Regions from separate parts of the Homo sapiens genome. Here region 2 is linked to region 1. The links are chromatin contacts, found by Hi-C or POLR2A ChIA-PET in ENCODE. All regions are on one chromosome and are shown on one strand. Each heading gives the region's core, a stretch centred on a gene start or an enhancer-like site at or near the end of the contact. The rest is flanking DNA. Distances are from core to core; before and after follow the strand shown. Region 1 holds the start of ARID1A (AT-rich interaction domain 1A). Region 2 holds the start of SYTL1 (synaptotagmin like 1).

Region 1 (6,150 bases), core at 1-2,500:
GGGAGTTCCCCCGCCGGCCGCGGAGGGGCCGCCTCCCCCCATGGCCCCGAAGCGCTGCTGAGCGAAGGACGAAGACGACGAGGAGGCGGAGGCGCTGGAGGAGGGAGGCGGCTTGGAGCCGGCAGCCGCCGCCGCGCCGGAGCCCGGAGTGCCACCTCTCGGGGAGCTCAGCGCGTAGGCCGGGGCGGGCGGGGGGTAGGCGCTGCGGTTGGGGTAGTAGGAGTTGTACTGGTGGTTGGGGAAGCCGTGGTCGTGAGAGTTCTGCTGGGGCCCCGCGTAGGGCTCCAGGCCCCCGCCGCCGCCGCTCTGCAGCGCTGCCAGGCCAGGGCTTTGTTGTCCGCCATGTTGTTGGTGGAAGACGGCGGCCGCGGCGGCGGCGACGGCAGACGGGCTCCGGCCGTAGGGTTGCCCGAAGCCGTAGGCTGGGGGCGGCAAGGCGGCCGCGGCTGAGTGAGGAGGCGCCCCCACCCCATCGCTGCTGCCGCCACCGCCGCCGCCGGGCGGCTCCGTGAGGTTATTGTTCAGGGCGGGCCTAGGGCCCGCGTTCCCGTTCGAGTTCTTCAGGTCCGGCTCCGCGCCGGGCCCGCCGCCGCTGCCGGCTCCGCCGCCGCCGCCACCCCCATTGCTCTCGGCCCCGTCCTGCAGCTCCTTTCCCAGCGGCTGCGGCGGCCCCACGGCGGGGCCCTCGCTTTCCTGCCCGGCGGCTGCCTTCATTTCCCCGCGCTCGGCCGCTGCCGCCGCCGCCGCCTCGCCCCCCGCCTCCTCCCGCTGCTGCTGCTCGGCTTTCTTCAGCTCCGAGGGCGGCGGCGGCGGCGGGTTGCCCAGGCTGCTGGCGGCGGCGGGGGCGACCTGCGCGGCCATGATCCCCGCTGTCTCGTCCGCGGAGAGACCCGGCCCTGTCTTCGTCTTCTCCCCCCCTCCCACCCCGCCCCGGGGCCCAGTCCCCCGGGCTGCCCTCCCCACCCGCCCGGGCGGGCCTCGCGGGGCTCCGCTGCTGCGCTGCGCTCGCTCCTCTCCCCCCCGCCCCGCCGGCTCAGGCTCCGGGCTGGCGGCGGCGGAGGAGGAGGAGGCGGCGGCGGCGGCCGAGGCGCCGGCGGCTCAGCTGCTCCCGGCTCTGTAGGCTCGGGACCCGGCTCTCCCGGCTCATTCCCCCCAAGCCCTTGCCTGGGAATGAGGGGGGCGGTGGAGGCTCCGCTCCCCAGGGCCTGGCCCCGCTGTGACTCTCCGCTTTCTGCTGCCGGAGAAAGGAGGAGGGAGGGAGGGAGGGAGGCGAGGGGGAGGGGGCGGGGAGGGAGGGAGGGAGCGGGGGGAGGGGGACCCGGGACGGGCGGGCTGGAGGGCGCGCGGCAGCAGCCGGGGCGCCGGGAGCCAGAGTCAGAGCGCGGGCCGAGCCCGGCGCCCTGCCTCCCCTCGCCAGCTGCGGCTTGGGTCGAGGCTGCTGCGCGGCAGCGGGCGGGCGAGCAAGCGGTCGGCCGGACTGAGCGGCTAGAGCGCCCCACTCTCCTCCGAGTCCCCCTCACTCCGACACGAGGCTCAGCACTGCCATTTTACCCAGCGCCGTCGCGGCCGCCTGGCAAACCCGGAGTGGAGAGCGGAGCGGGCGCAGGCCGTGGAACGGACTCGCTCCCTTCCCTTCACAAAGGAGGAGGGGAGAGAACAAGCCGCGGCGGCGGCAGGCCCTCAGCCGCTTTCGCTAGGCAGCGCCGCCGCCGAAGGCTTCGGAGAAAACCCGGCCCGGAGCCCGCGCATCTCTGGAGCCTGCGCCGCCTCCCTCCCGGCGTCCCTATCCAGGTCTGTCCCCTCCCGGCCGTACCGAGGGGAGCGGGCAGCGTGAACTTTACCCGCGGCTGCAAAATTGGCCAGAGCCTGAGACCGCGGCCGCCTCGGCCCAGCCCTGACCCCCTGGCAGCGGGCCCGGTCCGTTGGCTGCTGCTTAGCACCTCTACAGCACTTTTCGTCTTCAAAGCCTTCTACGGACCCCGCTAAAGACCCAACCTTTTTTACCCTCTTTGCAAGCCCGAAAGAATGACTGATCATTGTTCAGACGATTCGTTTCCCACTCGCCTGCCCTCATTAGCCGGTCCTTACAAGGCTCTGGGGGCATGAGGTCCGGATTATCCCCATTTTACAGAATTGAAAGAGAGGGGAGGGAACTGCCTGTCACTTAAAGTCAGAGGGCAGAGGAGGGTGACTTTAAAAAGAAGTGGAGTCACCAAAGCTGCCTTCGGTCTACTTGCCTTTAAAAAAAAAAAAATCAAGTTGTGAGCACATTCAACAATGGGATCAGAATATCAAAATGGATTTGAAGTCAAAACTGATCATCTCACCACTAACTTAAAATGGAGGCCACTGAAGTTGCTTTAGGAGCATAGAACAGTTACCCAGCAGGAAAACCTAAACACCGTTTCTCACTCCCTCTTAAGAAAACTTAGCCTACCATGACAAGTAGCCCCAGTCTCCAAAGACAGTACCTTCTAATACTGAAAACCCACAGAAGAGGCTCCAGGGACTGCAGGAACCTGAGTGTTCAAACCATTACAGAAGAGAGATGCAGAAAATGGAAACCATTTTCTCCTTGAAGAAAAGGCACAGTCCAACAAGTCACTTAGAAAATGGATGCTTGTCAGATTTGTTTTCTATCCTGTAGCGTAAAGATTGTTTAAAGTTTACCATTACATTCTAAGAGACCCCGATTGAGCTGGAGTTGGGTAGAAGGCCAGGTTTATCTGAAAAGATCGACATACACAGAAAGCTCCAGTGTTCTCCTGATCTACAGGCCCCACCAAATCCCAGCAGCAGCCTTTTCTTCCTCAGGCTGACTTGGAATGTTCTGATATGACAGGCTACAAAAGCCAGAGGGGATTCCAGCTCCTCACCAGACCCAAGGCTGCCTTGGGAAAGGCCCAGGCCAGTGTTCCTAGACACCAGGATCTCTTTTCCCCCTCAGATTTTGTAAAGGGAGACTTCATGGCCACAGGAGCATTATCTTAGATTATGCAGGACCCGGGAGTGCTGGCAATGTCCCTGGTCACTATGAATAATTCCAAAGCCTGAACTCATTTCTCTCCCCAAGAAAACTTACTGCATCCTACACCAGAAAGGCAAAACCTTCCTGTTAATCTAAGAGTGATGAGATTTAAAAAAAAAAAAAATCCCACAGTTTTATTCTTCTCCCCTCCCCCGGCCTCAAGCCAAGAACCAAACCAGCCTACCAAGAAGATCCGACTGACTGGTATGGGCCAGTGCCCTCTTTTCACTCACAGTCCTCAGGGGCAACAACTCTCCCCGGTGCATTAGGTCCTAGAAACCAAATTATAGGCTGCCTCATAAATAGAGCTTGGCTATTTAATCAACTGCCCCTGAGCTGGCAAACAGTCCTGAGTCCTGCACACAAATGAGGATTTTTTTACATGCCATTACTCTGCCATTTTCCTTAGAGCTGGGGTGTAATGGGAAACCTGGAGCCCAGTGAAAATCTGGAAGCTAGAATGGATTTCTCTCCAAAGAAAGCCCTCATCCCCTTTCTTCAATGGCTGTGAAATATGGAAAGCGCCAAAAATCTCCTTCCCTACACGTGGGCAAGCTGTTTTGAAAACAGTCACCATTTTTCTCTAGCAATAAGGTAAAGTGCACAAAAATCTATCCACCTGGGTTGGAGGAGATAATGTGGAATTTCTCTACTTTTTTTTTTTTTTAATTCACTAGGGTTCTCTTCCACTTTTACTTTTAGAGCCCCACACCACGATCCCAGGAAATGTTGGGCTGAGGGAACTTTTTTAGAAACTGGCCCATCAGCTTTCCCTAGGGGCAGTGGCAACGGGAAAGCGGGGGAGGGGAGGAGCTGGGCACGTGGCTGGCCCGAGCAGCGAGACCCCGGCTGGGGGCAGTGGGTCCTCCCTTCGGTGGAGTTTTTTCCCCCACGGCCCCTGCCTTTTAACCCCACACCCAGGCAGCTCAGGAATCCCGGCGCAGATTGGAGAACTAGGACTAGGACAGCGCTACCCTCGCGAAAGCACCTCGGCCAACAGCCTGATGGCAAATATGGACTGAATCGTTGACATGGAAACCGGACTAAAGTCTCGCTAGCTCTCCCTCACAGGAGAGTTCTTATCGCCGTCCCCGACCGCACGGCACTTAGCAAACGCGGACTGGATTTGAGGCCTGGAGGATCAGGCGGAGTTTCTGGGCGTATTAACTCCAGCGGCAGAGCAGCCAAGGAAGGGGGCAGGGCTGCCAGGACAAACCGGCTGAAAATGGCAGAGGATGTGCTCCCATTTTATCCGGCTGCACAGCGTGCATGGATTGGGCCCGAGGACAAGGGAACAACCTATTAAAATCCAGAGAGTCAACTGCAAAATGTGGAACCGAGGCCTGGAGGGTTTGCTAGGAGAGGGAAACGTTTGCAGGGAAGACAGCCCTTCCTTTCTCGCAATTTGCTTCCCCTAAATGTCTGAAATACAAAACTCAACAAACAAACAGAAGATCGGGCTCGGCTCCTTCCTCCACCCAATCCTTGTGGGAGAAGTCGTCTTAAGCCCAGGGACCCTAGCGAGGGTTTGCTTAGATTCCTAACTAAGGCGTGGAGAATCGCTGGAGCGCCAGGTTGTTGCCCCCACACGTTCCCGCCGCGGAACAGCAGCAGACACCCAGCAGAGCTCTCTCGAGTGCGAACTGGAGCTGCGAGTTTGAGCAAAAGGGCAACTATGTCAGTTGACGGAAGCCAGAAGCAGAGTTCAAAGCCTGGCGTGGATTTCCGTCTGGAGCTGTCTGTTCTTAAAGTTTGTAACTCCGTGTTAAGAAACAGCCCCAGCGGAGGCTTTGGGATCGGTGTGAAAGTCTAGCACTACCATCTGACAGCGAGCTGCAAAACTTTGGGCTGCATATTAAGCGAGGAAAGTGGATTGAAGCGAGAGTCAAGGCAATTCATTATGTTACCGGCTCCCATACGGGAGCTGTAAAATACGAACTGGATGCACACACGGAGAAAAATGGAATGAACTCGGAATGGCATTCAACAGCTCTTCGCGGTAAAACTGTGACTGCCAAGGATCTAGAATCCCAAAGGAGCAAACCAGGAGGCCTCAAACTTGGTTGGCACACAATAAATGCTTTTCTAGATCTTTTCCCCACTCATCTCAAACTCTTAAGCAATTTGGGGTCATTTATATTTCAGAATAAGGAACACATTTTGAGAAATGTTAATTTCTGAATGAGACTTTTTTTCCCCAAAGTAGCTGTGAAAAAAAGAGCCTCAGGCATAAGTCAGCCAGCTTATTTTGTCTCAATATAAATTAAAAATTACCCTCACCACCACCTCCACCAAAACTGAAATAAAAAATAAAATAAGTAAAAGTCCAGGCTGGTCTGGCTTGTGGCAGGTTTCAAACAAAAATAACACCCAGGGCCAGTCTAATATGAGGAAAAAGATACCAAGGCTTTCATATTCTTCTAAGTACAGCCTCACTCACCAGTCTCACTGGTGAGCTTGCTGACCAGTGAGCTTATTTTTGTGGAAAAGACTGAGTAAAGCTACTACTAATATTTTTTAAAAAAACAAAAAACAAAAAAACGGGACTGGGGTTTCATAAAACCACTGGGCAGATCAGGAAATTTGGATTTCTTATTTCTGCTGAGCTCATTGAAGATTTGTATTCACCAACTAATACAAAAAATACTGTATGAAAAACCTACTTAAAGCTTGAGCCGCGCGTGGTGGCGCACGCCTGTAATCCCAGCACTTTGGGAGGCCGAGGCAGGCAGATCACGAGGTCAGGAGATCGAGACCATCCTTGCTAACACGGTGAAACCCCGTTTCTACTGAAAATACAAAAAATTAGCTGGGCGTGGTGGCACCCGCCTGTAATCCCAGCCACTCGGGAGGCTAAGGCAGGAGAATCGGTTGAACCGGGGAGGCGGAGGTTGCAGTGAGCTGAGATGTCGCCACTGCACTCCAGCCTGGGCAACAAAGGGAGACTCCGTCTCAAAAAACAAAAAACAAAACAAAACAAAAAAAAGCTTGATAGCCTCTTCATAGTCAATCAAAAGAGAAACTTAACAATTTTGTGCTTGGTACTTATTACACTAAGCTGTTTTTAGATCTGGAAGGCTAAGCACCAACAATATTACCAAGGTAAGGTCACCAATCTTAGC
Region 2 (6,150 bases), core at 1-2,500, 650 kb before region 1:
ACAGTGACTCCGGAAAGAAAGCATTTGCCCAGCGCTGAGGGGCATGTAGACGTGGCAAGGGGCCCATGACTTGGTCAGGGCTGTGTCCTGAGCCCACTGGGCGGCCTCTCCTCTCTTCCCCGCCCCTTCCATTGCCACGGCTCCAGGTGGGGCTGAGACCGGCGGAGGCAGCTTGGCGGGCAGGTCCTGGCTTGTGTCCGCCGCCTGCTATGCTCTGTCCCCTCCCAGCTGAGTCAGTGGCCGAGCCCCAGCGATCCCTCTTGACACCCTCAGGAGCAGAAGGCCTCAGCACGGCTGCACGGTGTGCATTCACTCTGTGGATACCTGTGTGCTCCACAACAGCAGTTTCCCTGGACTTCTGTGGCCAACGTGTGAGCCCACGTTCGGCCTCCCCTGTGGATTGGGGTGTGAGCCCACGTTCGGCCTCCCCTGTGGATTGGGGTGTGAGCCCACGTCCCTCTCTGTGCCCTGTTGTGTGGCTGTGTGGGTCCGAGTCTGGTGGGCATGTCTGCGTTGCGTGAGTCTGTGAGCTGTGTAGTTGCTGTGTGTCTTTGTGTCCTGTTGCAGTGTGATGCTGCATGGTGACTATATTGTCTGTGTGGTGTGTTCAGTGACTTTCTAGGTGACAGCGCCGTGTGGGGTGTGTACAGTATGCATTGTGCATTTCCTCCTGTGCTGTATGTGTGACTGGGCTGTGTGCTGTGGGGTGTCCCCTGGTGCCTTGGGGGCCACCAGGTGTGTGTGTCTGAGTGTGGATGGAGGCCGGGGGGACGTTCGGCAGAACTGAGCCTATTTCTGTCCTTCAGGCCTGCCTGAGCTGGGCCATGGGCATCAGCCCAGCGTCCTCAGCAGTGCCCCCTCCCTGAAGTCCCCTCTCCTACCAACCAGAGGCAGAATCTCCTACCAGAGTTAGGTAGGAGTTTGGTCTTCTCTGCTGTTTTGACACGGTGGGACAGACCCATTGGTCAAGAGGAGGGTCTGTCCATCTGTCCAGCTGTTCCAGTTCCAGACATGTGCCCACCTCCCCCAACCCCAAGGTGCTGGAGGGTGCTCAGGATACCAGGTGGCAGTGCCTGCGTCTCTGGACCCTGGCAGGGGACCCTGGCACCGACACGTGTTACCTGTAGGGGTCCAGTATGGGAGGACACCTTCGCAGGTGGCTCCAGCTCCCCTGGCAGCCGAGTTTCAGGGACCGGGAGAAGAGCCGTGAGGGAAGAAGGCTGACTCAACAGGCAGCCCAGCCAGCAGCTGCCCCACACGGAGGAGGAGGAAACACCTCGGCAGGGCCTGATGCAAAACCGGGCCTGGACTCCCAGCGCCCGGGGGTGCGCCCCCGCAGCCGACTGGAGAGGCCCAGCTTGGCCCCAGCTCCACTGAGCAGGCCCTCTAGAACGGGTAGCAGCCCCACCTTGCCCACAACGGGGCTGATAGGAACTCGCTTTGAAAGCAAGTTAGAAACCTTTCTTTTCCAGCCCCAAGGGGAATGGCAGGATGGCAGACTTTGCAGTTAGACCACCCTGTGCAGAGTCCCTGCTCTGCCAGTGGGTGTGTGATGTGACCTTAAGCAGGTCTCTTCCATTTCTTCTGATGCAAACTGTGGGTAGCAGAGTGCAAGGAGCCTATACTAAGGGAAGTGAAAGTGCCCGGTGCGAGCTGGCATAGTCGGGGTGAGGTGTCCCCACTCCAGCATAGCCTAATGCCCACGGCCATCTCAGCAGCTGCTGCCCTCTATATCCACATGCACTTCTGGGACATGCTGGCAGAGCAGCCCTCTCTGTCCCCTCTGCTGTCCTGAGCCCCATCTGTTTGAGGAGGCCTGAACTCTTCTAGTGCCAAGGTGAGGGTCCCACACCCTCTGTCTATGTGGAGCCCCCCTGAACTCACCCCATTCTACACCTAGATTCTGCCCACCCTGAGATTAGAAGGTTTGGGCCCTAGATTACATTGGCTTCAGGACCATGAACCTCCTGGGTTGTCTTGGGCACAAGAGGCCACACCAAAGCTTTCTGACTCCCCCCAAGTCCACTTCACTTCCCATGGCCTGCCCTGGCCCAACCCCCTCCCCTGAACCTAGGGCCATGGATTAAAGATTAGTGGGCTCCTCATAGACCCCTGGGAGAGGCAGGACAAGGGGTGGATTCTAAACAAAACCAGTCTGGGCACAGTGACTCATGCCTGTAATCCCAGTACTTTAAGAGGTCGAGGTGGGCGGATCACTCTAGGACAGGAGTTTGAGACCAGTCTGGCTAATATAGTGAAACCCCGTCTCTACTCAAAATACAAAAATTAACCGGGCATGGTGGCAGGTGCTTGCAGTCCCAGTTACTCGGGAGGCCGAGGCAGGAGAATCGCTTGAACCCAGGAGGCGGAGGTTGCAGTGAGCCGAGATCGCACCACTGCACTCCAGCCTGGGCAACACAGCGAGACTCCGTCTCAGAAAAGCAAACAAGGCTGGGCGTGGTAGCTTACACCTGTAATCCCAGCACTTTGGGAGGCCGAGACGGGTGGATCACGAGGTCAGGAGATCAAGACCATCCTGGCTAACACGGTGAAAACCCATCTCTACTAAAAATACAAAAAAAATTAGCTGGGCGTGGTGGCGGCTGCCTGTAGTCCCAGCTATTTCCCGAGTAGCTGAGGCAGGAGAATGGCATGAACCTGGGAGGTGGAGCTTGCAGTGAGCCGAGATCGCACCACTGCACTCCAGCCTGGGCGACAGAGCGAGACTCCGTCACAAAAAAAAAAAGAAAAGAAAAGAAAAGAAAACTAAACACCCACTCTTCCTTCCTGTAATCAGAACCGACTCCCACCACCACTGAGAGACAGAGGACCCTCCTCCACCTCAGAACCACAGTGGAGGCTTCCCTACTTATTTTTTGCAAATTAATCTTATTTTTCTCATCTGTTAAATGGGGGTAATCTCTCCTTAGAGGGTTTTCACTAAAATTCAGTGAGATCCTTGCAGACTTTTTTTTTTCTTTTTTTTAGATGGAGTCTTGCTCTGTCGCCCAGGCTGGCTTGGCTCACTGCAGCCTCCGCCTCCTGGGTTCAAGTGATTCTCATGCCTCAGCCTCCCGAGTAGCTGGCACTACAGGCGCCCGCCACCACGCCTGGCTAATTTTTGTATTTTGAGTAGAGATGGGGTTTCACCATGTTGGACAGGCTGGGCTCGAACTCCTGGTCTCATGTGATCTGCCTGCCTCAGCCTCCCAAAGTGCTAGGACTACAGGCGTGAGCCACCTTGCCCAGACCCCAGTACTCTTGATTAATGCATTTATGCACCCACACATGCAATACCCATGGAGCAGCTGCTGTGGGACCATTACTGTGATGCTGCCTCCTTCATTAAGGCCCTCAAAATGGAAGGAGAGTGGCCAAGAACATCCACACCCCTTCCTGCCATCCTGGTCCTGGCGCCCCCAAGGATGTTTCTCTGCCCTCCTCTCACCTCCTTAGCAGCTCTTCCTCCTGGAAGGCATGAAACTTCATTATCTGGTCTTCGGGTTTCTAAATTTCCCTTCCTTTCTCTGCTCTCCTGTCCTTCCTATAGCTGTGACTCCCTGACGCTGATACTTCCAGCCATCTCTCCTGCTGTGTCTCAACCTGCATTCCTCTGGCCTCTTCCCCACTTGAAACCTATTTCCAAGTTTCCACCTCTGTAACCAGCCCCCATCATCCTGGCCCCTGGCCTCCTGCTGCTTCCTGCCACCTCCAGATGCTGTCCACACTTCACTCCAGGTGCCCTCCCATCTGTGTGTCTCTGCTGTCCTCCCCCTGCCCAGGTCTCAGTCCCCGCTCAGCCTCTTCTGGAAGCCTCCTCTTCTCCTGCCTCCTTGCGGCCACACAAGGCCACTCTGGCCCTATGTTGCACAACTTTCAAACGTACTTTTCTTTGTCATCCTCTGGTTTGGAAGGTGCCAGCAGACAGCCAGGCCATCCCTCGGGCCCATTCATACATTTCTAAACCAGTCCAGTCCCCTTTAGACACGTCCTGAGATGGAAGTCTCACCACTTCCCAGGACAGCCTGGCCCTCAGCCTGACCCTCAGGATTGCTGCCCTTACTCTGGCTTTCTCCCCTTCGTCACCTATACCCGTAGAGCCTTAGCTGTGGGCTATTTCCTGTCCTTCAACACCCCTGGGCCTTCTGTGCTCCCTGTGGGAATACTTTTCCCCAGCTCCAGGACTAGCTCAGCCTCCTCCAGAGTTCAGTGCCCCTGCGCTGCAGCCAGTCTCTAGGCAACATCCCTCTGTTAAGAGGGACATTAAGAGGCAGGGTCCTAGAGGCCAGCAGATCTGGGTTAAAATCTGGCTCTGCCGCATGGTTCCCTGTGGCCTGGGATCAATGACAATCCCTGTAAGCCTCACTCTCTTCCTTTATGAAGTGGGGACAATAGCCATCTCACAGGCCTGCTGCTGTCAGGAGAGCTTGTTTTTCACCTCCGCGGCCATTCTCCTTTCGCATCACAGCACCTCTCATTTCCACTCCTGTGCTCCAGTGAGGCCATCGCACAGGGTGGCTCTGAGTGGGGGCTCTGGAGCCCAGCTGCTGGGTTTGAACCATAGTTCCACTCTTCCTACCTCTGTGACCCGGAGCAAATCACTACTTCTCTGCTTACTTCTTCATCTGTAAAATGGGATGATGGCACTTACCTTGTTGCAGGGCTGTTGTGAGGCTAAGATGGTATTTTATTACAAGGCCTAGCACAGAGTAAGCACTCGCTAACTGTTGGTGACTTTTTTTTTTTTTTTTTAAGAGACGGGGCCTTAGGCCGGGCATGGTGACTCACACCTGCAATCCCAGCACTTTGGGAGGCCGAGGCAGGCGGATCATGAGGTCAGGAGTTTGAGACCAGCCTGGCCAACATGACGAAACCTTGTCTCTACTGAAAATACAAAAATTAGCCGGGCATGGTGGCAGGCGCCTGTAATCCCAGCTACTCGGGAGGCTGAGGCAGGAGAATCGCTTGAATCCGGGAGGCGGAGGTTGCAGTGAGCTGAGATCATGCCATTGCATTCCAGCCTGGGTGACAAGAGCAAGACTCCATCTCAAAAAAAAAAAAAAAAACAAAACAAAAAAAAAGAGAGAGAGAGAGGGAGAGACGGGGTCTTGCTCTGTCACCCTTGACCTCCTGAGCTCAAGCTATCCTCCCATTTCAGTCTCTTGAGTAGTAGCTGGGGCTGCAGGTACGCACCATCATGCCCAGCTAATTTTATTTTTTAATTTTTTGTAGAGATGGGGTCTCACTTTGTTGCCGAGGCTGGTCTCAAACTCTTGGGCTCCCTCCCTCCTCCAGCCTTGGCCTCCCAAAGTGCTGGACACTGTGGCTGACCCTGTTGGTGACTTCTATGGCACAATTTTATGTCCTGTTTCCCCCAGGCAAATTTTAAATTCTGCTAGGCTAACGCAGGCCTTAAGCCTTTTTTCTATCTATTCTACTGTGGCTGTCTTTGGTTTATTTTTTAATTTTTATTTTTGAGACGGAGGCTTGCTCTGTCACCCAGGCTGGAGTGCAGTGGCGCGATCTCGGCTCACTGCAAGCTCCGCCTCCCGGGTTCATGCCACTCTCCTGCCTCAGCCTCCCAAGTAGCTGGGACTACAGGTGCACGCCACCATGCCCGGCTAAGTGCTTGTATTTTTATTAGAGACGGGGTTTCACCGTGTTAGCCAGGATGGTCTCGCTCTCCTGACCTCGTGATCCGCCTGCCTCAGCCTCCCAAAGTGCTGGGATTACAGGCGTGAGCCACCGCAACCGGCCTGTCTTCAGTATTGAATTTGTCCCCCCTCAACCAACTCTCGGATGGACCCAATATGCAAAACAGGTTTTTGAAAATGGAATTGCTGGGGCCAGGCGTAATGGCTTATGCCTGTAATCCCAGCACTTTGGGAGGCTGAGGCGGGTGGGTCACCTGAGGAGTTCGAGATCAGCCTGGCCAACATGGTAAAACCCCGTCTCTCCTAAAAATACAAATATTAGCCCAGCGTGGTGGCGGGCACCTGTAATCCCAGCTATTTGGGAGGCCGAGGCACGAGAATTACTTGAACTCAGGAGGCAGGCGTTATAGTGAGCTGAGATCGTGCCATTGCACTCCAGCTTGGGCAACGGAGTGATTCTGTCTCCAAAAAATAAATAAATAAGAAAGAAAGAAAA

The links. A loop is a pair of places that touch in the nucleus more often than their neighbours do. ChIA-PET counts read pairs that join two places held with the same protein, here RNA polymerase II (POLR2A). Pooled maps may share reads with other maps.
Region 2: a map of CD8-positive, alpha-beta T cell shows a loop between it and region 1 (15-fold over the local background). The contact joins the promoter of SYTL1 here to the promoter of ARID1A in region 1. A Hi-C loop is called at or near these places in 3 of 168 maps with a recorded cell type or tissue (CD8-positive, alpha-beta T cell and natural killer cell), 4 of 37 single-sample maps with no recorded cell type and 11 of 50 pooled maps. POLR2A ChIA-PET finds 5 or more read pairs at or near these places in 3 of 52 experiments (H1, WTC11 and activated CD4-positive, alpha-beta T cell).

What each region holds. Positions count from the first base shown.
Region 1 is chr1:26,691,115-26,697,264 of GRCh38, reverse strand. It overlaps ARID1A (AT-rich interaction domain 1A), which reads right to left and starts at 1,250. Exons shown (of 20, transcript NM_006015.6): 1 at 1-1,250. The coding sequence starts at 861. LOC124900417 (translation initiation factor IF-2-like) reads left to right here and starts at 860. Exons shown (of 2, transcript XM_047439473.1): 1 at 860-1,048; 2 at 1,300-5,357. The coding sequence starts at 860. The coding sequence ends at 1,986. It overlaps LOC101928728 (a long non-coding RNA gene), which reads left to right and starts at 3,134. Exons shown (of 1, transcript NR_135804.1): 1 at 3,134-5,355. RefSeq lists silencers at 1-236, 287-616, 987-1,146, 1,237-1,566 and enhancers at 545-1,480, 1,481-2,417, 4,250-4,349, 4,066-4,580.
Region 2 is chr1:27,337,122-27,343,271 of GRCh38, reverse strand. SYTL1 (synaptotagmin like 1) reads right to left here and starts at 1,250. Exons shown (of 15, transcript NM_001193308.2): 1 at 1,122-1,250. RefSeq lists enhancers at 1-615, 790-839, 1,370-1,629.